Linked DNA regions of Mus musculus: regions 1, 3 and 4 are each linked to region 2. A link is a loop called in an ENCODE intact Hi-C map of the cell type or tissue named here. Cell type or tissue: left cerebral cortex. All regions are shown on one strand. Links, peaks and the distances in the headings refer to the core of each region. The heading gives the core; the rest is flanking DNA. Region 1 holds the start of Cox16 (cytochrome c oxidase assembly protein 16). Region 2 holds the start of Med6 (mediator complex subunit 6). Region 3 holds the start of Gm20498 (predicted gene 20498). Region 4 overlaps Gm20498 (predicted gene 20498).

What was found. A loop is a pair of places that touch in the nucleus more often than their neighbours do. Peaks named below come from ENCODE experiments on the same cell type or tissue, not always from the same donor. Only the 100,000 strongest peaks of a DNase experiment are listed, where the experiment ranks them.
Region 1: a loop joins it to region 2, with 11 times the contacts of the local background. A loop is called at or near these places in 11 of 42 quality-filtered maps.
Region 3: a loop joins it to region 2, with 11 times the contacts of the local background. A loop is called at or near these places in 9 of 42 quality-filtered maps.
Region 4: it touches region 2 in a loop (2.2-fold over the local background); 11 of 42 quality-filtered maps call a loop at or near these places.

The regions. Positions count from the first base shown.
Region 1 is chr12:81,479,428-81,487,248 of GRCm38, forward strand. It overlaps Gm20498 (predicted gene 20498), which reads right to left. Exons shown (of 6, transcript NM_001309848.1): 4 at 1,504-1,575. It overlaps Cox16 (cytochrome c oxidase assembly protein 16), which reads right to left and starts at 5,710. Exons shown (of 4, transcript NM_001309809.2): 1 at 5,470-5,710; 2 at 1,504-1,575. The coding sequence starts at 5,538. In left cerebral cortex, for the core only: no CTCF peak of the experiment used is centred there; DNase peaks (open chromatin) are centred at 4,512, 5,490, 5,652 and 6,365; H3K4me3 peaks cover 1,920 bases; H3K27ac peaks cover 1,686 bases.
Region 2 is chr12:81,592,751-81,600,306 of GRCm38, forward strand. Med6 (mediator complex subunit 6) reads right to left here and starts at 2,258. Exons shown (of 8, transcript NM_001347384.1): 1 at 2,190-2,258. The coding sequence starts at 2,211. In left cerebral cortex, for the core only: no CTCF peak of the experiment used is centred there; a DNase peak (open chromatin) is centred at 2,370; H3K4me3 peaks cover 1,578 bases; H3K27ac peaks cover 635 bases.
Region 3 is chr12:81,529,228-81,537,048 of GRCm38, forward strand. It overlaps Gm20498 (predicted gene 20498), which reads right to left and starts at 3,684. Exons shown (of 6, transcript NM_001309848.1): 1 at 3,489-3,684. The coding sequence starts at 3,552. It overlaps Synj2bp (synaptojanin 2 binding protein), which reads right to left and starts at 3,684. Exons shown (of 4, transcript NM_025292.7): 1 at 3,489-3,684. The coding sequence starts at 3,552. In left cerebral cortex, for the core only: no CTCF peak of the experiment used is centred there; a DNase peak (open chromatin) is centred at 3,692; H3K4me3 peaks cover 2,054 bases; H3K27ac peaks cover 716 bases.
Region 4 is chr12:81,490,892-81,498,712 of GRCm38, forward strand. All of the region lies in intron 3 of Gm20498 (predicted gene 20498), which reads right to left. It overlaps Synj2bp (synaptojanin 2 binding protein), which reads right to left. Exons shown (of 4, transcript NM_025292.7): 4 at 1,303-7,821. Among named protein-coding and RNA genes, the nearest start is that of Cox16, 9.7 kb to the left of the region's middle. In left cerebral cortex, for the core only: no CTCF peak of the experiment used is centred there; no DNase peak of the experiment used is centred there.

The sequences.
Region 1 (7,821 bases), core at 1,449-6,448, 110 kb before region 2:
TTCCTCTCCCCTCCCTCATTGTGCTGGAGGTCAAACCCATGGCTTGCTGGATGGTAGGCAAGTACTCTACCACTCAGTTTGATTCACAGGCCAGGGAATCACTGTGTATAAAATAATAGAAAGCTAGACCCTTGATAAGACTGAACAAGGCCAACTGTGTTCCTGCTAGACAAAAACATGTCTAGTATCAGATCTTCCCCTGTTGGTCACCACTATATTTAGTTCCACCTCATAAAGAAAATGGAATTTTAATAAATTTTGTAGATCAGTCAAATAAATAATATGATAAGTAAGTGGGGTGTATGCACAAGCTAACTCAGCATTTACTACCCTGTTTTAAGATGAACCAATTTAGGATTGATTTGTAAGTACTTGACTGTTTCTTCCTGGACATGTGGGATTCAGTCTTCTTATGTGTTTTCATCCCCATATCCAATATAACCAACTGCAACTTCTTTTTGCATATTGTGCAGTCTGCTGTTTTGGTTATTTAACTCCCTACTCTAGTTGCATGTGCCCTTTTCATCTGTCCTTAAAGTAACAGGATTACTTAGTTTTCTTTTCTAGTGATGTCTGGATCATATCAGCACTATTATTATGATTATTCTTATTTTCATTATCTGGTCTTGAAAATAGGGTCACAATATTTACATTAAATATTAAGCTAAACTCTCTTGTTACAAAGCACAAGATAGATAGGCAAATCAAAGACTGTCCTATTCACATGTACTTAAACTACATACTTAGCAGTATGTAGTACCTGGTGGGGATACAGCAATGGAGAGTCCACTACCACAGTGAACAATACTTGTTCCAGCATATAATGGTACATTATATATTATTTAGAAAAGTCTTCAACTATCAGGTATGTGTTCCCTCTCCCCAAATTACAAGACATTTCTCAGTTAATAAACCAGACATCTTATGTAACAGACAGCACAAATTTAAGAGTGAAAGTGTAATTACAGAGGGTACAAATCCTAGCTCTGTCCGGTGTACACACATTACTATACGCAGGATAGTATAGCTGTCTGGACCTTTTTTTCCACACCTGTAAAATGGAGGTCCTAGTATACTCACTCCTACAATAATACAGATGCTATAAAAAAAGATAGGTGTCTTCATTTATAATAAAATATTTTATTTTAGTATCAATTACCAATGAGAAATGGCAATATACTTATAACATCACTGGCAGTTACAATAGAATAGCTCATTTATAATTAGAGAGGAAAACTGTGTTCTTAAATTCCATAAGAATCCAAAAACAACTACGTCTGAGAATATTTGGGGAGAGAAACAACAATGTTACAAGTAAATACAGAGACCTTTTCCTGAATGCTTCATATGATTCACTTGCACGGACTCACATTAGTGATACTCTAAACAAGAAAAGGTGCAAAGACCAGCTATTGGGTTTGCAAGACAAAACAGATTAAAATTGCTAAGTGAAATGAGCATGAAATTCTCCTACACAAGCCAAACACCAATTATAGTTCTTACCTTAATTGTCACAGCATCGTACCGGATTTGTGAAAATTCACGAAGACCAAAAGAACCTCCAACAACCAGCAACTGAAACAAAGGAAGGGAATAGCTACATGAACTAGAAGGTCAACTCTGACTAGCTACATTCAGTTAAACAATGCCTTAGACAGCATATAAACAACCTATAGATTATATTTCCTAGAAAATTATTACTCATTTTCTTAAAAGTAAATGTGGTGGGGGTTACCTTCAAATGCATTCTAGTGACACCTGAAACCTGAACAAATATTAAACCCTAAATACACTGTTTTCTTTCTATACATAAATACATATAGCAAAGTTTAATTTTCAAAATAGGCACAATAAGATTAGCAACAATAACTAGTAATAAAGTACAACAATGATAATATATTGCAATAAATGCCATTTGAATTACTTGCATCTGAAATAATCCATGAGATTTTTCTCTTTTTTTTTTTTTTTTTTTTTTTAAACAACAGACAAGATGCAGCAAGTGAAATGTCAGAAAGGGAGGCCACTATACTATCCTGGAAAAATTATAAGATTGTAACTGATGTCATAAATCAATACTACATATGTATTTGACTTTTCTTGTTTACTTTTTTTTTTTTTTTGAGACAGAGTGCGGTGATTTGAATAAGAATGGCCCCCAAGGGCTCATATATTTGAATGCTTAGTTATCAGAGATTCACAAGGTTTGAAAGGATTAGGAGGTGTGGCCTTGATGGAGAAGTATCACACTGGGGATGATCTTTGAGGTGTCAGAGCCTAGAAGGCTCTCTCTTCCTGCTGCCTGAAGGTCTAGAAGTCGAATTCTCCAATTATTTCCCCAGCAGCATGTTTGCCTGCATGCCACTGTGCTCCTCGCCATGAAGGCAATGGACTGAACCTCTGAAACTGTCAGCCAGCCCCAACTAAATGTTTGTCTTTGTAAGAGTTGCCATACATGGTCATGGTATCTCCTCACAGCAATAGAAACCAACTAAGGCACAGGGTCTCATTAACCAAGATGACCCTCAACTTGGTATGTGCCTTGAACTTCCGATTCCCCTGCTTCCAAACTCAAAAGGAAATAAAAACACACCCAACTAAATGATTGCCTACTGTTATATAGTTTGGAGTGGACCTGTCTCTACTTAAATCCCTTTAGAGATGTATGTAACCTTAGAAGGTAAACCAACAGAAATGCCATTTGTTAACTAACTGATCAAACCAAGTCAAAAAAAAAAAATGTCTATCCAATTAAGTTATTTTTTTAGTTTTGTTTGTTTGGTTGGTTTTGTCTTGTTTTGTTTTGTCTATAAATATTTCCTGCCGATGTAACAGGACAGAACTCTTGAAACCTCTTTGAGTTTTGAGTGCTGTTTGATTCATGAGTCTTCTTTGATCACACAGAATCAGTAAAATCTGTTTTGCTTGAAGTTTTAATTTTAAGATTTATTTAGTATTTGTGCATGCAACCATACATGCACGCTTACGTGTACATGTGCACGTATGTGTCTATTGATGTGCCAGTACATGCGGGTGACTGTGGAGATCAGAAGAGGACATCAGGTACCATGGAGCTAGAGTTACAAGCAGTCACGAGCAGCCAGATACAGCTGCTGGGAAACTCTAGTCCTCTGAAAGAGCAGCAAGTACTCTTAATCAGGGAACCACCTCTCTCCTCCCTTGAGTTTCTAATACTATAACTACATAGGGTACACCTGGGAATAAAACTCTGGCCTTGTCTGTGTAGAATTTCTTTCAACTTCATGACTTTACAAAATTGGACATTTGTAAACACTGCCTTTTATTTTCTTAACAAATTATAAAGGAGTCTTGCAGCATATGACCCATTTTTCTGTATGAAGAAACCCTTTCAGAGAGCTTCCAAACTGCTACTGCTATTTTACCCAAGAGTGAGCTGGCTATAATCCTCACATCAGAGATGAATAAGCTAAGCCAATTAGGAGCAAAAAGCTTGATATCCATATCACTACTTAAATAATTAAATAGAAAGAGTGTAAAAACATAAAATAGAAATTTAAAATTTGAGGTTCATAAAAGCAACAAAACTCCACTGTTGTAACTTTAAAACTTCTGACAAAAAGAAAATGAAAAAAAAAAAAAAAAAACTAGATAAACTCAGAAGGTAAGAAACGGGGAGAGCACCTGTGCTGCGTGTCCCTGCATGCGCACACGCTTGCACATGTACACAGGTTGAAGGGTGAAAAGTAAAACAAAACAAAAAAATCATCAAAAAAACAACATTAGATTTAGAGTCTCTGTTCACTAGATTAGTGGCTCAATTAGAGGAACTGCTCTGCTCTCTGAAAGGGTTTCTGCATCAGAAAAATGGGCCATATGCTTTTCTTCTAAGAACATTCTCTCCTCTTGTTTCCTCTCTTGCAATCTAGAGATTCACCTCTTAGGTTTTAGGGCCCTTCATTAACCACCATGATTTCTAGGTAAACAGCAGCCACAATAAAAATTTGTATTTAACAATTATACATATAAAATATTCTTAGCTACTTTTAAAAAAAATGCTATTTGGGATACATAAGACTAAATCAAAATGGCTGCTTTTATACATACATATAATATATAATTTTATATATATACACACATATATATAATTAACATGTAACAATTTTAATTTTTAAAAGTCATAAAACTGAAAGGGAGAAAGGAATCACAGGAGAAGTTGGCGGGGGAGAGGTAGGGATGAAAAGGGTGTAAACACAGTGCTTATCTATTAAATCTATATAGTAATTTTAAATAAAAAAGAATGCTATTTTGCACACATGTATGTGCATAAAGCAAACAGAAATGAACGACTAGCTAGCTGTGTGTGTGTGTGCACGCGCGCGCGCGCGCGCGCGTGTGTGTGTGTGTGTGTGCGCGCGCGCGCGTTATAAAACAGAAGAGGAGAAACCCAGAACTCAGAGGAGGATTTCTCAAATTGGGCATAGAAAGTGCTCTTTGCTTAACTTCTGGAAGGGCATCTGTAAAATAAATTAGGCTTAAGAGTTTTTTCTAGACAGAGTTCCAGAGTGTGCCTTCATAAGACTGATAGGACCATTTAAAAACTGACCAAGAAAGGAATTTCCATTTGTAAAGGAGCCTCTTTCCTGCTGGGTAGCCCCGAAAATAGGGCAGGGTGCTAAGTCTACATAGAAAGCCTAGCCCTGAGATTTTTTTTTTCTTTCCATAACATCTTGACTTTTATAATTTTGAAAGAAAATCAAATTGACTCCCATAGTGATAAATGGTAAGTCAGTAGCAACATCCGTGATTTTGAACGGCAGAGGAACTTGCAGAAATAAAAAAATTTATATATGCCTTGTAAATTGCTGTCATTTTATAAAAACGAACGCTTACCCCAAAACTCTTAAAGCAGATTGCAGAGTTCCCTAATTATCAAAACAAGATCCAGACACATCAAAGACGACTTAAAAAAACATATTACGTTTCTAAAATCAACCTTTCTTTTAGCAGTGCTTAAATACAAAAGGCACTTCACACGTGCCAAGAACCACACCAAGAAAAATGTCTTGTATTTTTAAAAGTTTTTGTTTATTTTCTTTTATATCGTAATATGCTAAAGCAAATTAACTTAACAATGATCAAACAACAAATTATGAACATAATTACTACAAATGAATGTAATTATTAAAGAAGACATTTGATTAGTCTTCTTGCAAAATCTCAACATTTAACCCAGGAAAGGTACTGTAAAACGGGGATAGTAACACGCGCGTTCACGAAGGGAAAGGAAACGGGGGGTGGGGGATGGCGGGACCCGAGGTACACTTTTGAGCGTGAACTTAAAAACAAAAACAAAAACCTCAAAGCTCCGGTGGCTCCCACAGACCCCCTAGTCAGCAGTATCCGAAAGACAGCACCAATACGCCACTCAGCCAAAGAGGGCCCGCCCCTTCCGGACTCGCAGCCCCTGCTCCCGTCACAGCCGCTCACCAACATGGGAACTCCATAGCGTAGAGTCTTGTTCTTACGCAGAGCTCGCAACACAGCGGGCGCAATCATGGCAGAAGGTGCGGCCTGCTTAGTCAGCCGCTTCCAGAGCGAGCCCAGCGCGGCCCGCAACACGTCTCAGGCGAAGTTGTAGACTCAGCGCAGGCTTTGGGTGCCAGGTCCACGCCTGATAAGCCTCCCCGAGGCAAACGGAAACGATTGGCCTTAACGCACTTCTGCTTCCTCCCTCCCCCGGAAGTCGAGGCTTCTGAGCTCTGGTTCCGTGACCTCAGGATACGCCGGGTGCAATTGGGTTTTTCGATTTGGAAAATCTGTAATTCGCATATTCTGGATCTTGACTTCTGCGACTCAAGAAACTCAGATAAAGGGCGGGGTTGGTTTTTAAGCTAATGCACAAGTAGCACCAGGTTAATGAACACATTTTAAGTCGTGGCTCATCAGTTGTAACTGAACTTTTTAAAATTTTTTATTATTTTATTTATTTACAATTCAAATGCTATCCCCCGTCCCGGTTTCTGCTCCGCAAACCCTCTATCCTACTCCTTACTCTCTGCTTCTTTGAGGGTGCTCCCCCACCGACTCCCACCTCACTGCCCTAGCATTCTCCTACACTGGAGCATCAGGCCTTCAGAGGACCAAGGGCCTCTCCTCCAATGGATACCAGATAAAGCCATCCTCTGCTACAAATGCACCTGGAGCCATAGGTCCCTCCACGCATACTCTTTGGTTGGTGGTTTAGTCCCTGGGAGCTCTGGGGAATCTGATTGGTTGTTCTACCTATGGGGTTGCAAATCCCTTCAGTTCCTTCAAGTCCTTCCCCAACTCCTCTATTGGGGTCCCTGTTCTCAGTCCGATGGTTGGATGTGAGCATCCACATCTGTATAGGTAAGGCTCTGACAGCCTCTCAGGAGACAGCTATATCAAGCTCCTTGCAACAAGCACTTCTTGGCATCGGCAATAGTGATGGCTGTATGGGTATTGATCAACAATAGGTTTGGTAGCTGCATATGGGATGGATCCCCAGGTAGGGCAGTCTCTGATGGCCTTTCCTTCAGTCTCTACTCCACTCTTTGTCCCTATATTTTCTTTAGACAAGAGCAATTTTGGATTAAAATTTTTGAGAAAAGTGGGTGGCCCCATCCCTCAACTGGGGGTCATGTCTAACCTCTGGATATGGTCTCTACAGGTTCTCCCTCCCCTTTGTTGGGTATTTCAGCTAATGTCATCCCCATTGGGTCCTGGGAACCTCTTGCTTTCCTGGTGTCTGGGACCTTCTGTTGGCTACCTCCTGTTCATCTCCCATTGCAACACACCTTTCTGTTCAGTTCCCTGATCCTGGCTCTGTACATCTCCCCTGTTTCTTCCCACCTGACCCTGCCCCCCCTTTTTTTCTTCTCCCCTTCCTTTATTCCTCCCAACCTTCCCACCCTCTATCTCCCATGATTATTTTGTTCCCTCTTCTAAGTAGGACTGAAGCATCACACTTTGGTCTTCCTTCTTCTTGAGCTTCATATGGTCTGTATAAGTTGTATCATGAATATTCCAAGCTTTTTTTCCTAATATCCACTTATCAGTGAGTGTATACCATGTGTGTTCTTTTGTGACTGGATTACCTCACTCAAGATGATATAGTCTAGGTTTTTTTTTTTTTTTTTTTTTTTGCCTGCGAATTTCATGAAGTCCTATACTTAATGAATGAACACTTGTTTTTCATTGTTTGTGTGCCTCTGGATGAGTCAAGAAACACAGAAACAAAAAAGAAGAAACAGGTCATCTAATAGGGACACAAACTAGAAAGTATGATAGTTTGGATGAACAAAACACCTGCCTTGTCTTTTCCAGGAAGAGACAGAGAAAACCTTTGCCTCTGCCTCTGTCTCTCTGATGCCACTGAAATGCTTTGGGAGTAGCCTCACAAGTAACCACAGGAGAAGCTACGTATCTCCTTAAGCTTAGGATAACATCTATGTCAGGGGGAAAGAGGGCATAAAGGCAAAGGGGAGACTGAATGATCTTAATCTCACACAGCACTGGAAAGACAGGTTTATACATAATTAAAAGATCCTCTCTGTCTCTACAATTTTCAGAGCAAGTTTAAAATTATTTGTTAGAAGACTACAGTGTGGTGCTGTTTTGTTGTGGTGGTGTTTTTGTTTAGTTGGTTGGTTTTGCCACTTTTCATTCCATACTAATATTCCTTACTGAATATGCCATGAATTTACACACCTCCAATTTACACACTCCCATAGTACTTGAAGTCCACTGTACTCTATAGGCAACATAAATTATTCCCTCTTCAGAGCTCCATAGCCTTTGACTTATAACTTGGCACAC
Region 2 (7,556 bases), core at 1-5,000:
CTCTTCTATACAGCTACTTTTACCATTTCTGAAGAAGTCAGATCTAGGTCAAAGTGACAAGCAATCCCGTGAAATATTAATCAAATGAGAAAAAGTTGTTACATGTTAAAACAATTTTAAAAAAAAAATCATGCTTTGTGTGTTTTAAAATAGAGGGAATGATGGGCGTTTAGGCACACGCCTTTAATCCCAGCAGAGGCAGGCAGATTTCTGAGTTCAAGGCCAGGCTGGTCTACAAAGTGAGTTCCAGGACAGCCAGGGCTACACAGAGAAACCCTGTCTTGAAAAACCAAATAAAATAAAATAAAATAAAAGGAACAAATGAAGTATATTAACAAAAATAATACCAACCATTTATATATATGTGTGTGTGTGTGTATGTGTGTGTGTATACACACAAATATATATGGGTAAAGTCACAATATATAAAACCAGGAAATAATGTTTTTGGAAAAAGGCATCTTTGCTAATGAAGAGCAACACAGGGAAAACCACGACTATGATTTAAATTTCCTAATCCTACTAACAATTCCATTTACCATAAAATGTACATTTCTTTTAGCTGCTTTAGGAAACGATAACTTTTTCCTTAAAAAAGTTTTATCTTTCTGCCATTACCAGGCATAACCATTTCATGTCCATATCTATTAACTAACCATTGGTAGGTAGGTAAGATCTATAATTATACATACAATATTATGCACATTAAATGCTTGGCACACTGTAACCCAATAACTGTTACAGTAGTAATGGTGGCATTTTCTCTGTTCTCATGGCAAATTTATATACTTTTATTACTAATTCTTTTTTTAAATTAATTTATTTTATAATTGCAAGTACACTGTGGCTATCTTCAGACAGACCAGAAAAGGGCATCAGATCCCATTACAGATGGTTGTGAGCCACCATGTGGTTGGTGGAATTTGAACTCAGGATCTCTGAAGAGCAATCAGTACTCTTAACCCGCTAAGCCATCTCTCTAGCCCCCTTATTACTAATTCTTATTCCATAACCAGAATCACAGATAATCTGCTCCCACTAAATTGTGAGTTTTTATTCATCAGGAATGAGCATAATAATCACTAAATGCTTCCAATCCATGCCTGAAGGTCAAGGCAAGTATGACTTACTTTATTATTCACAGATCTCAATCAATTTAAACAGCCTCATGTATCCATGGACATTCATCTACAAAAACTGAAATGAAAAGTCAAGTCTGAAAATAAAAGGTAAGTTGTGATCACTTCATAAACAGAATATACCAAAAACCAAGCAGATTTAACCTTCTCACTAATGCAGTCATCACTCTTCCAAGCTACCTCTAATTTCTGTCCATCCCAGAAAAGCCCTGGTTTCGTTTTGTTTTCCTTTTTTTGTTTCTAATTCTATCCCTGACTTTTACACTACTGTCAGCAGCTAAAATGATCTAGTAAAGAAATGCGTAAATGAAAAAAAAAAAAGACAAAGTCAGAATATGCCGTCCCTGTTGACTGTTCTCTCACATTTATCTTTCCAGATCTTCTCTTCTACATCTCCTCCCTATGCCAGCTTCTCTGCCATTCCTCTAAACACCAGACACATTACAATTACGCTAACAAATCTAAGTAATAAGCAATCCACTATGTACATGTATGAAATTGCCAAGAGGAAGAATGAAATATACACAAGCAAAAACAAACTGCTAAACAAAATGCTACCCGACCAAGAAGCTAGTAAGAGGTTGAGTCTCCATTCATTTATTTATTCTTACTCAATGAAAATATACCTCTACTGCTCAGCTTGCCGAAGGCAACCACTGAATGAATGATAAGTGAAAGGTATTATAGGCTAAAATTTAAAATTATTAATAAGAAGACGGGGATTTCTGTCCGGGGACCCATAAGGTGGGATCAGCCCTTATCTTATTCCACTTCTCTCTTCCGAAAAGCTATCCCTTCGCCCCGACATAACGCCCAGCATTGTGAGAGAAACCCCTAAATTGTTTCTAGTTTTTCCGCATCTACCCTTTTAAAGAGACTCGTCAGAAAACGGGAAAGCGCGACCCCTTTTCGTTAGATTAGAGCCTTAGGGTATCCAGGAGCCACTCAGAAGAACTTGAGAGACCTCACAAAAGAGGGTAACGCTGACTTCCGCAAGCTATGAAACCCCAGTAAACCACAATCTGGTAAGGGGAGCATAAAATTAATTACCTCGGATATCCACCGCCGCCATAATTCCAAAAGCGCTATAAGAGCCTCCTTCCGGCGCACAGTAAAGGCGATGACTACCGCGACGGAAGCGGAGGCTGCCGGCCGTACGGTTAGCGGGGAGGTCAAAAGTATTCACGCGGAGCGCGGCGGCAGGAAAAAAAAAAAGTGTTTGGGGGCGGGGATGAGACCTAAAGTGGGTGGAGCCGGGTTGAGCTTTGGTCGTTGGACACGGGCGGGAAAGAAGAAGGCGTGTCACAGGGTGGCGGCGGGGAGGGGAGGGGATTGGGACACGCAGAAGGATGGCGCAGGGAAGGCGGGGCCTGTAGACCTGTGGAGTAAGAAGATAAAGAATGACCCCCTCGCTTAGATGCCAAACTGCAGCTGGCAGAGGTTGTAGTAACAGAGCCAGAACAAAACAAACAAACAAAAAATAAGCAAAGCGTTAGGCCCAAACAGTGGGGAAAGTAATTTCATTTACAAGTAAAGAGGTTAAACAGAGCGCTGCCTCGTGCTCACTACTAACATTCTAAAATTCTCTAAACCAAGGCTTTCACTTGTAATCCCATCTCTCAGGAGGCAGAGCCAAGTGCATAACAAATTTGGGGCCAGCCTGGACTACACACAGAGACAGTATTTTTAAAAACCTCATGAGTATAAAAACAAACTGTTAGACTTAGGAGCTCCGTTTTTCACCTTATCTCAAGCAGAGAAAATCAAGAGACTTTGTTATTCCTGTTATTGAACCAACTAAAAACCTAAACCAGTTAAAAACCTGTAGCATTTTATGACTAAATTTCAAGAGATAGGAAGGGAATTCAGGGGTGAATTATTAACAAGATTAAAAAGAGAAAAGGAACTGGGCGTGGTGGCGCATGCCTTTAATCCCAGCCTGGTCTACAAAGTGAGTTCCAGGACAGCCAGGGCTATACAGAGAAACCCTGTCTCAAAATAAATAAATAAATAAATAAATAAATAAATAAATAAATAAATAAATAAATAAATCAATAAATAAATAAATCAATAAATAAAATTTTTAAATGAGAGAAAAGGAACGAAAAAACAACAACAAAAAAGAGAGAGAGAGAGAGAGAAGAGGAATTCCTTGAGTAGTGTCTAAACACTTGAAGGCAGGGAACAATTCTGTGATGTGAGGAAGCCATAGAAACCCACAACAGAACGTTCTGTCTCTAGTGTGGTTTTCTAAAAGCAAAATGATGGAGATGCTTACAAACAAGATACAGAAACTGAGAGGAGAACCCCAAAACCTGAAGGAAGGAACCTAAATTCACAAAACTAAGGACTACCTAGGCTCCCCCAGCATGTAACCAGAATCCACAAACAAGGCAGGAGAACCATTAATTTAACTGGGACTTTTCGACTCACAGATCAAAGAATTCCACATTTTAAATTCTCAGCATAATAAATACATCACACACACACACACACACACACACACACACACACACACACACACGTTGGTTTTCAAGACAAGATTTTTTAGCTGTCCTGGAACTTGGTTTGCTGACTAGGCTACCAAGCTGGCCTTGAACTCACAGAGATCTACTTGCCTCCGCCTCTCAAGTGCTGGTATTAAAGGTGTGGGCCACCACATCCAGAGAAAACATATTTCTTGTTCACTTCAATTTGTGAACTAGGATTTTATACCGGAAATGACAAAGAAGTGTGTCCAAACTGCTCTGCTTTTCTGTTTGGTTTGTTTCTTTGTTTTTATTCGGATAGTTTCAGCAGGAAAAGGCAAGCTTTTGGGTTTTGTTTCACTGATCTTGTTTCCTTATGTCTTTAGAAGATTAGGAAAGGCTGTGGCAACACACAGAACGTATGATAAGCCAGACTGGAGAAGTTCACTGTATTTTGCAGCCTGGCGAGGGCCCTGCCAGAGGGCTTTCTGTTTGGTTTGTTTCTTTGTTTCTTTTGTTTTTATGTGGACAGTTTCAACAGGAAACAGCAAGTTTTATAGGATATAGCTAAATAGCTTTATGTGATGCAGCCCACAGGTTAGAACATTCACGATTGGTGTGCCTGGGTGTGGCACCGCCCTGAGGACCACAGGTCCTGAGGACTTCATGCTGTTAGGAGCTCTGCTCCGCTCGCTGCCCTCACTGCCCCCTTAATCTAGGAACTGTGAAAACTCTAAGGGCAACTCCACCCCTCACTGGACAGTATCTCTGTCCCTCACAATAATAGTGCTTGTTCTTTATCAAGCATTACTGCTGGAGCAGATTAATGATATAGTTACCACTCTAGAAAGAACTTAAAGATATAGATTGTCAGCAGTGACCACCACCCTTAGAAAATATTTGGAAAAATAAAATTGTTAGTGAAGCTAGGTTGAGATGTTTTTGCTACTGGCTCTGATGTAGAACATCTTAGGTAACAATTTGAAGTTCAGAAAGGCACACTCTTATAAGGTAACCTAGGAACATTTTATGGCCAAGGAACAAGAACAATGGCAGCCCTGGCTGACGTGAGTCTCACTGAGGCTGGCTGGTGGTGGCTGATTTCTTATACTCATTTTTACCCTCAATGTCCTGATATGATTTAATAGGATTACTGATGAGAATATGTGCATTCTGCGTAAAAGTATAATAAGAATTGCTGATGAGTATATTAATTCTGAGGATTTAAAGTAGATATCACTGATTTTTATGTAAAAGTTTAGATTTGTGATTCTTTTAAGATTCTTATAAGATTACTTTTTATAAATAATGAACTAATTAATCCCCCCTTTTTTTGAACCTCAAATTGCTGTTTGCCAGTAAGAGAAACTGGCTGAGAAAACTACTTTGCTTGCTCACACTTAATCTATGTAATCTATAATAAGTTGCTTAGTTACAAATGTTTGTGAGTTCTTGGGAATAATTTGCTTTTTTTTAAGATTTATTTATTTATTTTATATATATGCGCACACTGTAGCTGTCTTCAGGCACACCAGAAGAGGGCATCAGATCCCATTATACATGGTTGTGAGCCACCATGTAGTTGCTGGAAATTGAACTCAGGCCCTCTGGAAAAGCACTCAGTACTCTTAGCTGCTGAGCCATCTCTCCAGCTCCGTAATTTGTTTACCTGTACTATGTAATGTTATTTTTTTTCTTTTTCTTTTTCTATTTTTGTTTTTTTGAGACAGGGTTTCTCTGTCACTTTGTAAACCAGGCTGGCCTCGAACTCAGAAATCCACCTGCCTCTGCCTCCCGAGTGCTGGGATTAAAGGCGTGCGCCACCATGCCCGGCTGTAATGTTATTTCTTATGAAGGTATTGGGGAAGTCATTCACTAGAAGAAAACTAGAATGTAATCACATTGTAATTTTATAATGCTTGAAAGATTTTGCTGGGACATATAAGCCATGGGAGAAAGAATAAAGTTGTTGGAACATTGTTCCTTCTACCTACCAACTATGTGTATATATGAATGCTTTGTATATGTGTATATGTATATAGGTATATATATGTATATATGTGTGTAAATTTTGTGTGGGAATGTGTTGGAGCTCTGTTCCATCCATCAAAGCTTGTGTGGATGTATGTTGGAGCTTGCTCTACTCACCAAGCCCCCCCCCCCCGTGTGTGTGTGTGTGTGTGTGTGTGTGTGTGTGTGTGTGCGTGTGCGCATGCGTGTAAGTGTTTGATTTTCCCCCTTTCTCTTCTCTAACTGCTGGCTGCCACAGGCAGCAGCCCTGGTCCATGTCTGGGCAGACCCCTGTCAGTGGCTATACCACTGACACCCATTGGGTTTACCATATGGTGACAGAGCCTGTCTTTGACAACAGGCAACAGGCAACAGGATAAATGTGATTGAACTTTGGTTTAGAAAGATGCTTGCTTTAAGTGTTTGAAGTGGTCATAAGACTCAAGTCAGGGAATCTAAGTAGGAAGTCATTGGAAACTAAATGGTGTCTACACTAATACAAATGATTGAACTGAAATATTTAGAGGACAGTGTTAAAAAGCAATAGTGACTAATACCCTGGTGAAGAAGACAGAGGCATTCTCTCAGGGTACTGATTTATAAAACCAGCTGCGACTAATCAACTTAGGAGTAACAACAGTGAGTAGATGAAAATGAAGATCTGTTTATTTTGTATAGGTTTGTAAGGCATCCGATAGACCAGGGGTTCTTTAGCTTTTTAAGGCTGAGATTTAGAGCCAGCTAGCTCTTCTGAGGTAAGGGGGCGCTGGCCTGTTAATTATTTAGTAACTGACAGGCTCTCCTCTGCAGAAGGTGCTCAGCAACATTTGTTGATTGAGCTAATGCTTGTAAAAGTGAACAGATGGTATGATGGCCTTTGGGACAATAATAAACTCCTAGAGTTCAACAGTAAATGAAATGAGAGGTTGTGATATGGAAATGGATCTTAAGAAAACACCTAAGATCTCTCCTGACTAGAGAACAATGCAGACCATACAACCCAAGGACAACTTATGCTAAGGTTCTGAGTAAAAAAAAAAAAAAAGAAATACATGACCATTATTCATATGATATCTTTCTAAGAACATCTTCTAGCAAGTGTGATGTCTGTGTGAGATGTTTTCTCCTCTTTTTTTTAAAAGATTTATTTGTTTACATTATATATGTGAGTACATTGTAGCTGTCTTCAGACACACCAGAAGAGGGTACTGGATCCCATCACAGATGGTTGTGAGCCACCATGTGGTCACTAGGAATTGAACTCATGACCTCTGAAAGGGCAGTCAGTGCTCTTAGCCGCTGAGCCATCTCTCCATCCCATATTTTCTCCTCTTATGAAGAGGGAATTCAGTTATTTCATAATACAAACGAGGGTATAAAGTAACCCCAGAACTGCTGAGACAACACCACTGAAATGTTATTCTGGAATCTCTGAGAGTAACTTCAGTGGTCCAGGGAGAGATCAAGTATCTATTCGGTTTGTGTGTTTAAGGGTTACAAGAAAATGAATCACATATATATATATATATATCACAAAATACAAAACAGTACAGCTGTCCACCCAGGGAAGTAGCTGTAATTGTAAAGTAGTCTAATCACTGAGAGCTCTCTACCTCTGATCCCAATTACAGAACACAGATATGCTCAGCCCGGAAGAAACAGAATTACAGACACTCGATGGCTATCATCATTCTTCTCACTACAGAACATTCATCCAGGTTTGTGAGGTTGTATGGCACTAAACTTCAAACACCCCAAGAAGCAACCAAAAGCACCAACAATAGCAAACTAGATGGTCAGAATTTCACAGCAAGGTGGAAGAGACGTGACCAGCATAGTGTTCTTCAGGTTTAATGTCCTCAAGTTGCTTAGCTGATTCTGGAATGTTACAGAGAGGAGTACCCTACTCACCTGTCATGTAGGAGCCCAAAGTTAACTA
Region 3 (7,821 bases), core at 1,475-6,474, 62 kb before region 2:
AGATAGGCAGTTCAAGGGAAAAAGCTTGCTTTTTAAAGCTGTACTTCCTTCACACTTCCCTGATGAGTTTAATCACCCTGTTAGTGAGTGCGTAAGTCTACCCTGTTGCTGCTGCTCCTGCTGTTGCCACATTTCTGCCCTGCTATCAGAACCATTCATCACTGGGATTCCAATATGGACTAAAGGCCAGTAACTCTCAAGGCATCCTCCAGATTGTCAGCACCAAGTTGGGTCTGCTGAGCAGCTACCAGGCTCTCAGCCTTCACTGTGCAAATAGCCATTGCTGGACTTCTCAGACTTTATCATGTAAGCTAATCTAACAAATTCCCTTTTGATACAGATATTCATTCTATTGACTTAATTCCTCTAGAGAATCCTGACTAATGACAATGACTAATATTTTAAAATATTTTATAAAAAGTCCAGAAACCACTCAATGGAACTTTATTTTTAAACAAATAACTATACAATTCAAAAATAAACCCTTTTGTGTAAAAATATGTTAACTAGCTATAAGTATTCCTCTTATTTAGTCTTTTGAAGCTTTTCCCTGCTCTAATCTTTGAAGGAAAATACTAAGACTAGAAACTTTAGATCTGTAAGTTCAATGCTTAGAAATTAGACAATGCCTATTCAAATGCCCAAAAGTTTAAACAATGATATTATGTCAAATTTTATGCTTAAAGCAAGAATAATATCAGAAGTCTGCTCTTGTCAGAAGACCTGGTAATACTGTGATTAATATCAGAAGTCTGCTCTTGTCAGAAGACCTGGTAATACTGTGATACCACAGCTAAGACTCTATATCCAAGTATATTGGGTTCTTGCTATGTGGCAAGAAGACAATCTCAAACATCACAAAAAGTAGTATCATGGTAGGTTATTTAGGTTAAAGAACTAGATGCCTTAATGCATTTGCAAAGGGAATCAGAAATGTGTATCTCATTGATCCTATGGGTTCATTAGCAAAAGGTTAAAAAACACATTAAAAAAAAACAGACTTTTATTTACAGATCTGAGACTGCTGGGTGAGATAACTCAGCGGGTAGGAAGTATTTGCCATTAAGTCTGACAACCTGAGTTCAATCCCTGGAACCCACATGATAGGAGGAGAAAACTGACTCCTGAAAGTTGTCCTCTGACCTCTACGGGCCCCTTCCCCAACAAACAAACAAACAAAAACACATAGACACACAAATGTAATAAAAATCCATCTCTACTACGTTAATCTCAAAGTTGGATTGAAGAATTAAATAAAATAAGAAAATTAGATTCAAGAAACTTGGGCATATTGAAAAGCCTTGGGCAAAAGTTTCTGAGTTTAGTTTAGGTTTCTACTGCTATGAAAAAAAACACCATGATACAAGCATGAAGGGATGAAAGGAGTTACTGAATCCTAAACAGACCATCATGAAGAGAAGTCAACACAGGCCTGGAGACACAAACTGAAACCGCACTACTTATTGGCTTGCTCCTAATGACTTACTCAGCCTGCTTTCGTACAATCCAGGACCACCTACCTGCCCCATGGTAGCACTGCCCACAGTGAGCTGGGCTCTCCCATCTCCATCATCAACTTAAGAAACGGCCAACAGGGGGCTGGTGAGATGGCTCAGTGGGTAAGAGCACCCGACTGCTCTTCCGAAGGTCAGGAGTTCAAATCCCAGCAACCACATGGTGGCTCACAACCATCCGTAACGAGATCTGGCGCCCTCTTCTGGAGTGTCTGAAGACAGCTTCAGTGTACTTACATATAATAAATAAATCTTTTTTTTTTTTTTTTTTTTTGGTTTTTCAAGACAGGGTTTCTCTGTGTAGCCCTGGCTGTCCTGGAACTCACTCTGTAGACCAGGCTGGCCTCGAACTCAGAAATCCGCCTACCTCTGCCTCCCGAGTGCTGGGATTAAAGGCGTGCGCCACCACGCCCGGCCATAAATAAATCTTTAAAAAAAGAAATGGCCAACAGGAGTGCCTACAAGCAATCTGATGGGGGCGTTTTTTCTCAACTAAGGGTCTTCCCAGATTAACTCTAGCTTCTGTCAAGTTACCTCAGCACCCCCAAAGAACTACCCAGAGCAAAGCTTCTGTATAAACCACAAAGATTAGCAGAGAGTTATTCCCATAAATATGATCAACTTCCAATTTTCTCATAACAGGAAGACAAAATATATGATTAGTTCTGAAAGCTGTGCTTTACACAGAATAGTCAGCAGTGATTAAGCTATTGCAAACTTATAGATAAGGAAAGTTAACAGACTATGCTAAGTAGTGGCCATCAGAATAGAAATTCACAGTAACCAATGATTTATTCAACTCTTGGAATACAGTATCTAACAGAACTTACTGGAGTCAGTTTAGCCATTCACTCACTAATGACAACAGTAACAAATACACACTGCTTACCATATATCAAGACATTGTCCTAAATATTTTCCAGAGAGCAAGTGGCTTCATCCTAACACTATATGTGAAACGCTTCATTTCATAACTGTCTCCATGTTACAGAAAAGAAACTACAAGAATCCATCAGTTAAGTTATTCTGCCAATACATTAAAACAAGCCAAAAAAAAAAAAGCAACAACAACAAAAAACTGGTAAGATGTTAGATTTAAAACAAAAAACAAAAACAAAAAATCTTGGCTCTAAGTGGTGAACCCTAAACCTAAAATGTTAAGGCCATAAAGAAAACTGCAAAGCCTAAGGAAGGCAGTGACACGATGTAGTAATCCAGCTATGAGCATCCATGAGGAAGACCACACAGCAACGCTAAATGGGAATTTTCCTGTCAGAATCACATGAAGTGTTTGTTTCAAGAATTGTTTGATCCACACTGAATCCAAATTTCTAAAGGTGAGACTAGAAAACAACATTTTCATTTCAATATTTTGCTAAAAAGTAAAAACGAAAACGCCCAAGTAATGGTGGTCAAGTGTGGCCAGGTCTGAAAACTTCTGTAAAAGGTCTCCGCCCGCTTTAGCATTCCAGTTGATATGGTAAATTGATTCCGCAAAAATGCAGGCAGGGACCCTAGCACCGGAGAAACTGTGAGACACTCAGAAACACACACACACACACACACACACACACACACACACACACACACACACACACCGCCGTTCGCTGCTCCTGTTTTTACCTGAACGGGCCCTCGGCGAAGAAACAAGGATGGAGCAAGCAACTGAATAACGGATACGGCGGCTCCCACACGCTGGCTAAACAGCGGGCTTTTTCCTGGTCTTGGCTATTGCCACCAACAGCAAGAAACCCGTCCTGGCCATAAACGCCTGTGGTAATCCGACTGGATTATGGGGCAGAGTCCTTGGGTCCGTTATCTAGCTAACAAAAGATGCCAATGGACTCTTTGCTCCGTGCCCGATAGCGTTCTGGGAAGCCGCTCGGTCGGGGCCTGCCTGCTCTCCAGCCAGGTAAACCCGGCTCCGCCAAAGCAAGGGACGCAGCAATTACTCCCTCCATGTCCCGCGCCTACCCGAAGGTCCTCTCGTCAGGTTGATCTCTTCCTCCGTGACTAAATAATCCACCCGTCCGTTCATATCTGACTGCTCTCCGGCCGGAAACCCCGGGTCAGCGGGTGGCCAGAGCAGGTGAAGGTGAATCAAGCTCCGCGCTGCCTCCCCAGCATAGCTTTTACAGTTTCCTCAGCGGTCAGACCGGAAAAGGAAACCGCGGGCACTGGGAACGTGGAGGATGCTGGGAGTGGTGGTTCTCTGAGCCCACCAGCGTTTTCCGGTACCTCGCACTGTTCTCAAGGCCGATCCTGAGGAGCCATGAGCAAAGAGAGGTATAATGCTCGCTTACACTGGAAGAGCATGGGGAAGGAGAGAGGGTAATAATGGTATGAGATAGAATTACATTGATACGTTTGACATTTTAAATAAAAATCTCAAAATATCTACAAATGTGTGTGTGTGTGTGTGTGTGTGTGTGTGTGTGTGTGTGTGTGTGTGAGAGAGATCTTTTATGAGCCTCAAACCACTCTATGAAAGGCATCATAGGCAAAGTACTAATGAGATTGCATACTTGGGTGGGAAATTGTAACCTTTTGTGCAATACAGATGAAATCCAATGTGATGCCCCATGTAAGAAAACTTGGTAACACTGCTTCAAGTTCCTTCGTTAGCAGTCCCCGTGTTAGTTAATAAAATGTATCCAAATAAAAAAATGAAACCTCCCCCCATCTCTCCTTCTCCCCCTCCCCTCCTCCTCCTCCCCACTCCCTTTCCCTCCCCCTCCCCTTCCCCCTCCCCCTCCCCCCCCTCTCTCTCTCTCTCTCTCTCTCATCAAGCAAGTGTTCACTGCTTAAAGCAAGGCACCTGGGCTGACACACATGACAGGAAGTGAGGATTTCCCTGATATTTACATCTGAGAGCATTGTTTTCCAGGGCCTTATGCACAAGATTTCTTAACTTAGACCTGACAAGACTCTTACTTAACTTTTAAATAGATGTATATATCCCTGGCTTGCATTTAATAATAGGCCTATCTAACTTAAGAAATGTGTACACATATACAGAGGAAAGATAATCATAGGCTTGTTCAAGAAAAATCCTCCAAGCAAAAGGAGGTGAAATGTCCTTTTCACAAAATGATTGCAAGACTTAAGATGTGACTTTCCAGCCCATCTTGACTTTTAAGATCGGACATTCCAAACAGAGGTGAAGAAACTTTCAGGTATCAAAACTACAAAGGCCTTAAGGACCAGGAAGGTGACCATAAATATGTATGGTGACTCAAGGGACTCCTGTGGTGTTAAGAGAATCAAAGACTGCATAATCAGACTATGGTATTCAAAGTTATGGCTAAAAGCCAAGCCAGCAACTCAGGTTTATTAAAACAAGTCAGAGGTGGATTCTATAGGAATGAGACAGGACAAGAAGGCAGGGAACCTGAGGCATGAGGGGAGAAGGATCCTGTCATCTCCAGGTCTGATTAAAATCTCTTGCCGGGCTGCTGAGATAGCTCAGCAGGTAAGAGCACTGACGGCTCTTCCAAAGGTCATGAGTTCAAATCCCAGCAACCATATGGTGGCTCACAACCATCTGTAACAAGATCTGATACCCTTTTCTGGAGTGTCTGAAGTCAGCTACAGTGTACTTACATATTAAGAAAGAAAAGGTAGGAAGGAAGGAAGGAAGGAAGGAAGGAAGGAAGGAAGGAAGGAAGGAAGGAAGGAAAAAATTACCCATTTAAAAAAAAAAAAAAACTCTTGCCAACTGAGCAAGCATTCTAGCACATTGAGCAGCATTTGCTGTAAAGGCTGCTGACATAGACTTAATATTTCTTCCCTGCATAGATAATGTATATAAAATTGTCAATGTCCTAAGCCTAAAACCTCAATGTGTATGGCTCTAGGTGGACAGGAACTTCATTCCTTTCTCTAGAAATTGCCTGAGAATCTTAAACCACGTGTAACATGTCCTACCTTCCTTTATTTGTAGAACTACACCTCAACTCTGTCAACTGTACCTGTCAGGTGCCCCTCCACAACCATCTACTAGTAAGACAGTGACTTCAAACTCCACGTAAACCTCATAGATAACTACTTTAAAAGCAATGAACACATAGCCATGCTTTTTATTGTCCCTTACTATCTTTTGAGTGCTTTGTTTTCTAATCCTCATCTGTGATGTTTTATGCTTGGCCTAGGGAGTGGCACTATTATGAGGTGTGGCTTTGTTATAAGAAGTGTGTCACTGTGGGGGTGGACTTTGAGAGACTGGGATTGCACTGAATCTGTACATTGCCTTTGATAGAATTATCATTTTCACAATATTCTACCAATTCATGAGTATGGATAGTTTTTCTGTTTTCTAGTAGCTCCCTGAATTCCTTCCTTCAGAGATTTAAAGTTTTCCTTCTACTTCCTTGGTTAGATTTAGTTGTAGGGTTGTTGTTGTTGTTGCTGCTGCTGCTGCTGCTGCTGCTGTTGTTGTTGTTTTACTTTTATTCACTTTACAGCCTGATCACTGCCCCCATTTCTGGTTACCCTCTCCCATAGTCCTTCCCCAATGCCCCCTCTCCTTCTCCTCTGAGAGGGTGGAGGCCCCCCTGGTTATCCTTCCACCCTGGCACATCAAGTCTTTGCAGGGCTAGGTGCATCCTCTCCCACTGAAGCCAGACAAGACAGCCCAGCTAGAAGAATATATCCCACAGACAGGCAACAGCTTTTAGGATAGCATCCATTCCAGTTGAAGACCAAGCTGCACATCTGTTCCATATGTGCAAGGGGACCTAAGTCCAGCCCATGTATGCTCTTTGGTTGGTGGTTCAGTCTCTGAGAGCTTGGGTCTGTTGACACTTTTGGCCTTCCTATGGAGTTCCATCCCCTTTGGAGCCCACAAGCCTTCCCTCAACTCTTCCATAAGAGTCCTCAAGCTCTATTCACTGTTTGGCTGAAGGTCTCTGCAATCATCTGAGTCAGCTACTGGGTGGAGCCTCTTAGAGAACATCCATGCTAGACTCATGTTTGCAAGCATGACAGAGTATCGCTAATAGTATCAAGGATTGGTGCTTGCCCATGAGATGGGTCTCTAGTTGGGCCACTTATTGCTTGGTCATTCTGTAGTCTCTGCTTCATCTCCAGTCCCTGCGTTTCTTGTAGGCAGGTTAAATTTTGGGTCAAAGGTTTTGTGGCTGGGTTGGTGTCTCTATCACTCCACTGGGGTTCTTGCCTGGCTACAGGAGGTGGTCTCTTCAGGTTCCATATATCAAATGCTGTGAGCTAAGGTCATCCCCATTGATTCTTAAACAAGTCTACCCCAGGTCTCTAGCATGTCCACAAGTTCCCCCACATACACCTTCCCACCCTCATCAGTTGCAGATTTGCATTGGTTCTCGTGATGATCTGGCCATCTCTCCTGCCTGTCCCCACACTCAATCCTGAACCTCCCATCCCCTTCCCCATCCCCTCACCCACACAGTTCCCTCCCTCCATCTGCCTCCTATGACTGTTTTATTTCCCCTTCTAAGTGAAATTCAAGCATCCTCACTCATCCACTAGAAAGTAGGGTTTGTTCAATATACAAAAATCCATCAACATTATCCAACAATATAAACAAACTGAAAGAAAAGAAATCATATGATTTCTGTGAATATGCTTGACCCAGGGAGAGGCTTTATTAGAAGGTGTGGCCTTGTCAGAGAAGTGTGTCACTGTTGGGGTGGGCAATGAAACCACGCTAACCACATTTAAGGCAGTTGTCTCCTACCAGCCTTCAGATGCAGGTGTAAAACTCTCAGCTCCTCCTGCACCATTCCTGTCTGGACACTGCCGTGCTCAGGCCTTGATGATAATGAACTGAACCTCTGAACCTGTAAGCCAGCCCCAATTAAATGTCATCCTTATAACAGTTGCCTTGGTCATGATGTCTGTTCCCAGGAGTAAAACCCTAAGACAATCTCATTAGATACTGATAAAGCCTTTGACAAAATTCAACACCCCTTCATGTTCAAAGTTTTGGAGTGATCAGGGATACAAGGCACATACCTAAACGTGATCAAAGCAATATACAGCAAGCCAATAGTCAACATCAAACTAAATGGAGAGAAATTAAAGCAATTCCACAAAAATCAGGCAAGGCTGCCCACTCTCTCCATATCTATTCAATATAGTACTTGAAGTTCTAACCAGAGCAGTCAGACAAATAAAGGAAATCAAGGGATACAAATTGGAAAGGAAGAAGTCAAAGTATCGCCGTATACAGATAATATGATAGTATACATAAATGACTCCAAAAATTCTACCAGAGAACTCTTACAGCTGATAAACACTTTCAGCAAAGTGGCTGAATACAGAATTAACA
Region 4 (7,821 bases), core at 1,252-6,251, 100 kb before region 2:
GGTTTACAATTTTTAGTAATGTGACCAAGAGCCTAATATGGACAGGTTTGGAGTTGTTTGTTTTGATAACTAGTAATGGAACATACAGTATTTTAGCCACCTATGGACTGCATATAAGACAGTTCTTGAAAAATTTAGTAACTGAAAATTCCCATAGACTAGTATTTTTACTAAATATTTTCTATGTTTACATATATGAAGGTTTAATAGCATGCTACATGAATTTAAATCTGAGAAAAGACTCTACCTTCTAGGTTTGCCTACATATAGTTTATGATGTCATAGGATTGGCAGTACACTGTATCACTAGTAACGCATAACCATAAAACTTTATTGGAATAGAACCATATCTTTTTAATATTCATTGTTCTTTTCAGGCTATAAATGCAAAAATATAAGAACTGCAAGCCTAAAACATTTTTAAATTATTTCTCTTTCCCCCCTCCCCCTTTCCCCCCTTTCTCTCTCTCTCTCTCTCTCGTGTGTGTGTGTGTGTGTGTGTGTGTGTGTGTGTGTGTGTGTGTGTGTGTGTGTCTAGGGGTAGGAGTTGTTGTCCTGGTGCTGGAGTGATGGTTAGAGAAAAACTTGGGGGAGTCAGATGTCTTCCACCATGTGGGTTCCAGAAATCGCTCAGGTCCTCAAGCCTGGTAAAAGGTGCCTTTATATGCTGAGGCATCTCACCACCCCAGTCATTTACTAGACTTTCTGAGTCTGAAGTAAACTGCCAGGTTTGGTAACAAAACAGCTGTACATCTGGAACAAGTTTATCATCTTTAACCATTGACTTATTTCACCTATAAAACTGGAACGACTCAAACTGCCTTGTAGTTTTGAGAGTTTAATACTGGGAAAGTGCAGTAGAATACAGTATCTAGCACCTAGAAAGTAGAGGCAGTAGTGTGTTCTGATTATGATGAAGACTCTGAAGCCAGACTGCATGGCTTTAAACTTAAGCTGACATTAAGTAACTGTGTGACCTGGGCAAGTTTCTTAACCTGTCTATGCCTTGTTCATCTCATTGTAAAACGGACATAACAGCTTCTCTAAGAGTTTTGTGAGCCTAAAGTGAAATGTTAAGGGCTTAGGATAATAACTAGGACCCTGGTCAGCACTCAGGAATTGTTAGAAATTCTATGATAGTGCTGAGTCCTAGTGTTGGCCTCTTGGGTAAAGTAAACCTCAAAATTATGTTTCTTTCCCCTTCCCATTGTCCCATCAGAGATATTGGTTTATGAAGATGACAGAAAAATAAGGAAATACTTAATAGTCTTCTAAAGAAAAAAAAATCCAAGACTGTAAACGTTCAATAAGTTAAACAGGTCTTTATTGAGTGTCATAGTTCAAGAGGCAAATCTGGACACACTGGTATCAAACAGTGATCTTGAAACAGGATCACTGATGAATTGGTGATGAGTCCTAGTTAATGTGATTTATGTCTACTTGCTTTGCAAGTAGCTCTCAGGCATGCAACCTGTGAAACAGCTGATGTTTACATACAGGGATCCAAGGGATATAAGAATTAGAGCAGAAAGAGACTCACACAGAGCCATCAGGACAGAGGAGCCTAGGAGCAACCTGGGACAGGATTCTTCGAGTTTCCATCTGTACCAGAAGCTGATCCTGTGTCACAGCGCTCCATACCAAAATACCGCTGGGAGAGAGCTGGTCTCCCAGGAGTGCTGACAAATCAGTGAGCACAGGTAGGACCACCACTTCTACTCAAATTCCTGGACCAAGAGGGACGAGCCCAAAGCCATCAAGATACAGGAACTAAGGAACAGCCAAGGAAAGGATCCTTCTGGTTTCCGTCTGCACCCAGAATTGACCCTGTGCCACAGCTTTCCAGACCCAAATTCCTCTAGGAGAGAACTGGTCTCCCAGGAATGCTGACACACAGGTTTATAGGAGAGACAAGTCACAGTTAGAGACAGCAAGATGAGCTAAGACCAGAGATAAACAGATGGCGAGAGGTGAGAGCAAGAACATAAGTAATAGAAAACAAGACTACTTAGCATTATCAGAATCCAGTTCTACCTTCAGAATTCAGTTCTATCGAACCCTGGATAGCCCGACACACCAGAAAATCAAGACTCTGATTTAAAATCATATGTCATGATGATGATAGAGGACTTTAAGAAGGACATAAATAACTCCCTTAAAGAAATACAGGGGAGCACAGGTTAACAGCTAGAAACCCTTAAAGAGGTAACACAAAAATCCCTTAAAGAATTACAGAAAAACACAACAAATCAGGTGAAGGAATTGAACAAAATCATCCAGGATTGTGGGGCTCTGGGCTATGTACAGACAGCCTGGTTTCCAGTTGAGGCTAGATGTTGAATCCCGGGACCCAGTGGTGATAATTCACTTACATGGGATGGAAGGAGTTCTCTCATGTCTCCTGGAACCCTGGCTCCTGTCAAAGTTACTGCCCCCTCAGCTCCCACAAGAGAAGCATGGTTAGTAGTCACATAGGCAATGTCCCAAGCTTCTGACTTTCAGGCTAGCTAGCAACAGTAAAGATAACAGCACACCATAAGAGGGGCTGTTTGGCCCCTCCTTACTCTCTTGCTCTTACTCCCCTTACTCTCTCCTTGCTCTCTCCTCACCCTTTCCCTCTTGCTCTCTCCCTCTTACTCTAGCCTTTCTTCTCTCTCTCCTTTTCCCCCTTTCTCTCCTCTCGGACATGGCCAGTCTCTTTCTCTTTCTACCTTTTCTCTTTCTCCCTGCCTTTCTACAATAAAGCTCTAAAACCATAGACTGTCTCTGTTCATCAAGGCCCACTGTGTTTACTCTCGCCTCTCTCCAATAACCCCAGGGCAACCCGGTGTCGCCCTGGGGTCCCCGGTTGGGGGCTGCCCCTTGTCCGCCCTCCCCCCACCATTGAGTGGGGTCAGTGGCTTAGATGCCCACCCAGGGCCGAGTGGACAGTGCCCAGTACCCCTCCCGTATCCGCCTGCCTGGAGCATAAGAGGAACTCTGGCTGGGCGCAGGTTATCTGCCCTTCCCCCTCCTTCCCCTACACCCCTTTTAGTGCTCACACAGGATCTAAAAATTGAAATAGAAAAAACAAAGAAATCACAAAGGGAGACAATCTTGGAGATAGAAAACCCAGGAGAGAGATCAGGAGTCACAGATGCAAGCATCACCAACAGAATACAAGAGATAAAAGAGAGAATCTCAGGTGCAGAAGATACCATAGAAAACATTGGCACAACAGTCAAAGAAAATGCGAAATGCAAAAAGATCCTAACCCAAAACATCCAGGAAATCCAGGACACAATAAGACCAAATCAAGGATAATAGGTTTAGAAGAGAGTGAAGATTCTCAACTTAAAGGGTCAGTAAATATCTTCAACAAAATTATAGAAGAAAACTTTCCTAACCTAAACAAAGAGATGCCCATGAACATACAAGAAGCTTACAAGCCTCCAAATAGACTGGACCAGAAAAAAAATTCCTCCCGTCACATAATAGTCAAAACATCAAATGCACAAAACAAAGAAAAAGAATATTAAAAGCAACAAGGAGAAAAGGTCAAGTAACATATAAAGGCTGACCTATCAGAATTATACCTGACTTCTCACAAGAGGCTATGAAAGCTGGAAGACCCTGGACAGATGTCATTCAGACCCTAAGAGAACACAAATGCCAGCCCAGGCTACTATACCCAACAAACCTCTCAATTACCATAGATGGAGAAACCAAGATATTACATGACAAAACCAAATTTAAACAGTATCATTCCACAAATCCAGCCCTATAAAGAATAATAATAGATGGAAAACTCCCAACACAAGGAGGAATACTACACCCTAAAAAAAGCAAGAAAGTAATCTTCATTCAACAAACCCAAAAGAAGATACACACACACATAAAAATAACAGGAAGCAACAATCACTATTCCCTAATATCTCTTAACACCAATGGACCCAATTCCCCAATAAAAAGACATAGACTAACAGACTGGTTGCGTAAACGGGACCCAACATTTTACTATATACAGGAAACACACCTGAGTGTCAAAGACAAACACTACCTTAGAGTAAAGGGATGGAAAACAATTTTCCAAACAAATGGTCCCAAGAAACAAGCTGGAGTAGCCATTCTAATATTGAATAAAATCAAATTTCAACCAAAAGTCATCAAAAAAGATAAGGAAGGACACTTCATACTTATCAAAGGAAAAAAATCTACCAAGAAGAACTCTCAATTCTGAACATCTATGCTCCAAATACAAGGGCACACACATTCATAAAACAAACGTTAATGCAGCGCGAACAATAATAGTGGGGGACTTCAACACCCCTCTTTCATCATCGGACAGATCAGGGAAACACAAACAAAACAGAGACAGAGTGAAAAGAACAGAAGTTATGAATTCAACAGATATCTATAGAACATTTCATCCTAAAGCAAAAGAATATACCTTCTTCTCAGCATCTCATGGTACCTTCTCCAAAATTGACCATATAATCAGTCACAAAACAGACCTCAGCAGATACAAAAAGACTGAAATAATCCCATGCCTATCAGATCACTACGGATTAAGGCTAGTCTTCAATAGCAAGAAAAACAACAGAAAGCCCACATACACATGGAAGCTGAACAACACTCTACTCAATGATAACTTGGTCAAGGAAGAAATAAAGAAAGAAATTAAAGACTTTTTAGAATTTAATGAAAATGACAGTACAACATACCCAAACTTATGGGACACAATGAAAGCAGTCCTAAGAGGAAAACTCATGGCTCTGAGTGCCTCCAAAAAAAAAAAAAAAAACAAAACAAAAAAAAAAAAAACTGGAGAGAGCAAACCCTACCAGCTTAACAGCAGACCTAAAAGCTCTAGAACAAAAAGAAGTACCCCCAAGAGGAGTAGATGGCAGGAAATAATCAAACACAGGGCTGAAATCAACCAAGTAGAAACAAAAAGAACTATACAAAGAATCAACCAAACCAGGAGGTGGTTCTTTGAGAAAATCAACAAGACAGATAAACCCTTAGCCAGACTAACCAGAGGGCACAAAGACAGTGTCCAAATTAACAAAATCAGAAATGAAAAGGCAGATATAACAACAGAAACTGAGGAAATTAAAAAAGCATCAGATCCTACTACAAAAGCCTATATTCAACAAAACTGGAAAATATAGATGAACAATTTTCTAGACAGATACCAAATATCAGATATACTATCTAAAGAGTCCCATTCTGTCAGACCTTTAAAGAAGACAAAATACCTATACTCTTCAAACTATTCCACAAAATAGAAACAGAAGGAACACTATCTAACTCATTCTATGAAGACACAGTTACACTGCATATTCTCCCTTGGAGATGGAATGGTTTCTGTCCAATCAGGAACTTGTCACAATTTCCTTTCATAGAGGACTTCATATGAGTTTTTTTCTACTTCCATCCTGTTTAATATTCTAAGTAGATTTTAAAAACTGAAAGAAAAAAAAAGAATCAGAGCAGAAAGGAAATAACATAAGGTACTTAAAGAAAATAATTTTCCAAGAAGTGAAAAGCCTGGAAGGTATACAAGTATCCAGTAATAATAAACTCGTATTCAAACAGAATTAGAAACATAGCATTACAACTGAAACGAAATTCAATTCTGTGTCTTCATTTGCAAACCTGTCAACACTGAAAAGAATCATCCCAGTTTCCTGTTACTAGTCAATATATTACGAAGTTCTTTTGTAAATCATTCTGCTGGCAAATAACAAAATTGCATTGAAAACCTTTATTAGTCCTCCTTTCTTCCCTGTCTCCCCTATAGTAATGGAACATGAGGGGAATTCGCAGTTAGAGGCATTAGTGTTTAATAGAGCTGGATTTTTCATCAACAGTGCTTTCTTCTGTCAAATTTTGTATTATTAAGTGCATCGGGTAAATAGTCACATGCTTTGAACTCTCTATATACATATCAACACAAGAGTTAATGGCAGTTCAGAATCTCATTCCCACTGGTCAGAATTCTTTAAAATACTGTCTCTTTTTTAAAAATCATAACTGCACACTGTAGGTGAGGACTGGTCTCAATAAAATTTTGAAGTTAAAAGGTACAGCAAAGAAGGCTTAACTGTGGGAAGCCATATATGCCATTACAAGGTGGCGCTTACTACCGCTGGCCACCACCCATAAGTTTGGGTAAACAACCAATATGCGCATGTGCAGTAGAGTTTTTTTGCCTAGTCACTGCCTGGCCCGGGACATGTAAATGAGGTACTGAATGCATGACCAATCGGGTGTAGATATGTAAATGGGGTATGTTAACGAGGTACTGAGAGCATAACCAATCGGATGTAGATATGTAAATGAGGTACTGAAAGCATAACCAATCGGGTGTGAGACACGCCTCTCCTAGGCCTATATAAGCAGCACCAGTTCTGGGCTCTGGGTCTTTTCGCCTCTGCAATCAAGCTCTCCCAATAAACGTGTGCAGAAGGATCCTGTTGTGGCATATGCTTTCTGGGCAAGTCGAGCGTGCACACTTAACCTAGGATAGTAGCCAACCCTGAAACTACTGTGAGAGGTAGAGAGCTTAGGAAGTCAAACCCTGTATTCTTCAGTGATGTTAAAAAGATACAAAAAAAGATCACCCACTCTCAAAAGGTAAGTTGTTCCAGCTTAGTGACTAAATTTTATCTTTGTATTTCTGTACTAGTGTTGATAGTTATCTGCTAAATGAAGAAAAACATCATTATCTGTACAAAGATACATTCCACTCAAAGTGGGTAAAATAAAATCCTTATGACTACACACACACACATACACACACACACACCAGAGGAAGAGGGAGAGAGGGAGGCAGGGAAGAAGAAGAGGAAGGGAGGAAGGAAGAGGGAGAGGGAGAGGGAGAGGGAGAGGGAGAGGGAGAGGGAGAGGGAGAGGGAGAGGGAGAGGGAGAGGGAGAGGGAGAGGGAGAGGGAGAGGGAGAGGGAGGAGAGGGTGAGGGAGATCTAACACTAGCTTCCTACTCACAGAGATCTGCTTGCCTCTGCATCCTAATGCTGAGAGCAAAGACATGTACCATTATACTTGGCTTCTAAATATATTTTAATTGCTTATTTGCACAATAAAACCCAAAATACTACAAAGAGCATGTATCTAACTTAAAACTAATGTGATTAAAACAACACCTGATTAGTTTTCTCAGATTGTTCAATGGATTCTTCCATTCTAATCTGGATGCCTACACGATCCTCTCTAGCTGTCTATCAGTCCTTCTGGTCTTTATTGAAAGCCTAAAGAGAAAAGATGAAAGTAAACTGATTTTTAAAATATAGTTTTTGTATGTTTTCATGTTGTGGACACACTAAAACAAATTTGAGACCAAAATAGAGGGGAGTATCTAACTTGAAGTTAGCTCACCTTTCTGACCCTCATTTTTTTTTCCATTCTAATACAAATTTTACCCAGGAGTATTTTAGATTCACAATCCTATGACTTGGTTATTAATGGCTACACAAGCTGAAGCACTTACTAACCACATATGTTACTGGAGGTTGATCAGTCTGTCCTGAGCACCTAGGAATAAAACAATGTTCCACTTCATACTCTGCCTCTGTATCTGGGGCAGATGCTCAGAGAGCAGAGCTCTGGACTTAGCCCAGTTCTTCATTCTGGCTATTGAAATACCATGGAACATTTCCAACAGAATCTGTACATTTTAACCACCTGATGAAACATGTCATTGTTGACTGAATTCTAGTCCCACATGTTCTTATTTAATGTGGGCTGACCAGCCCGCTGTCTGGATGATTCTAAGCAGAGAGAGAGAGCTCCTGACAGTGGTGAATCTCAAGGTTCAGC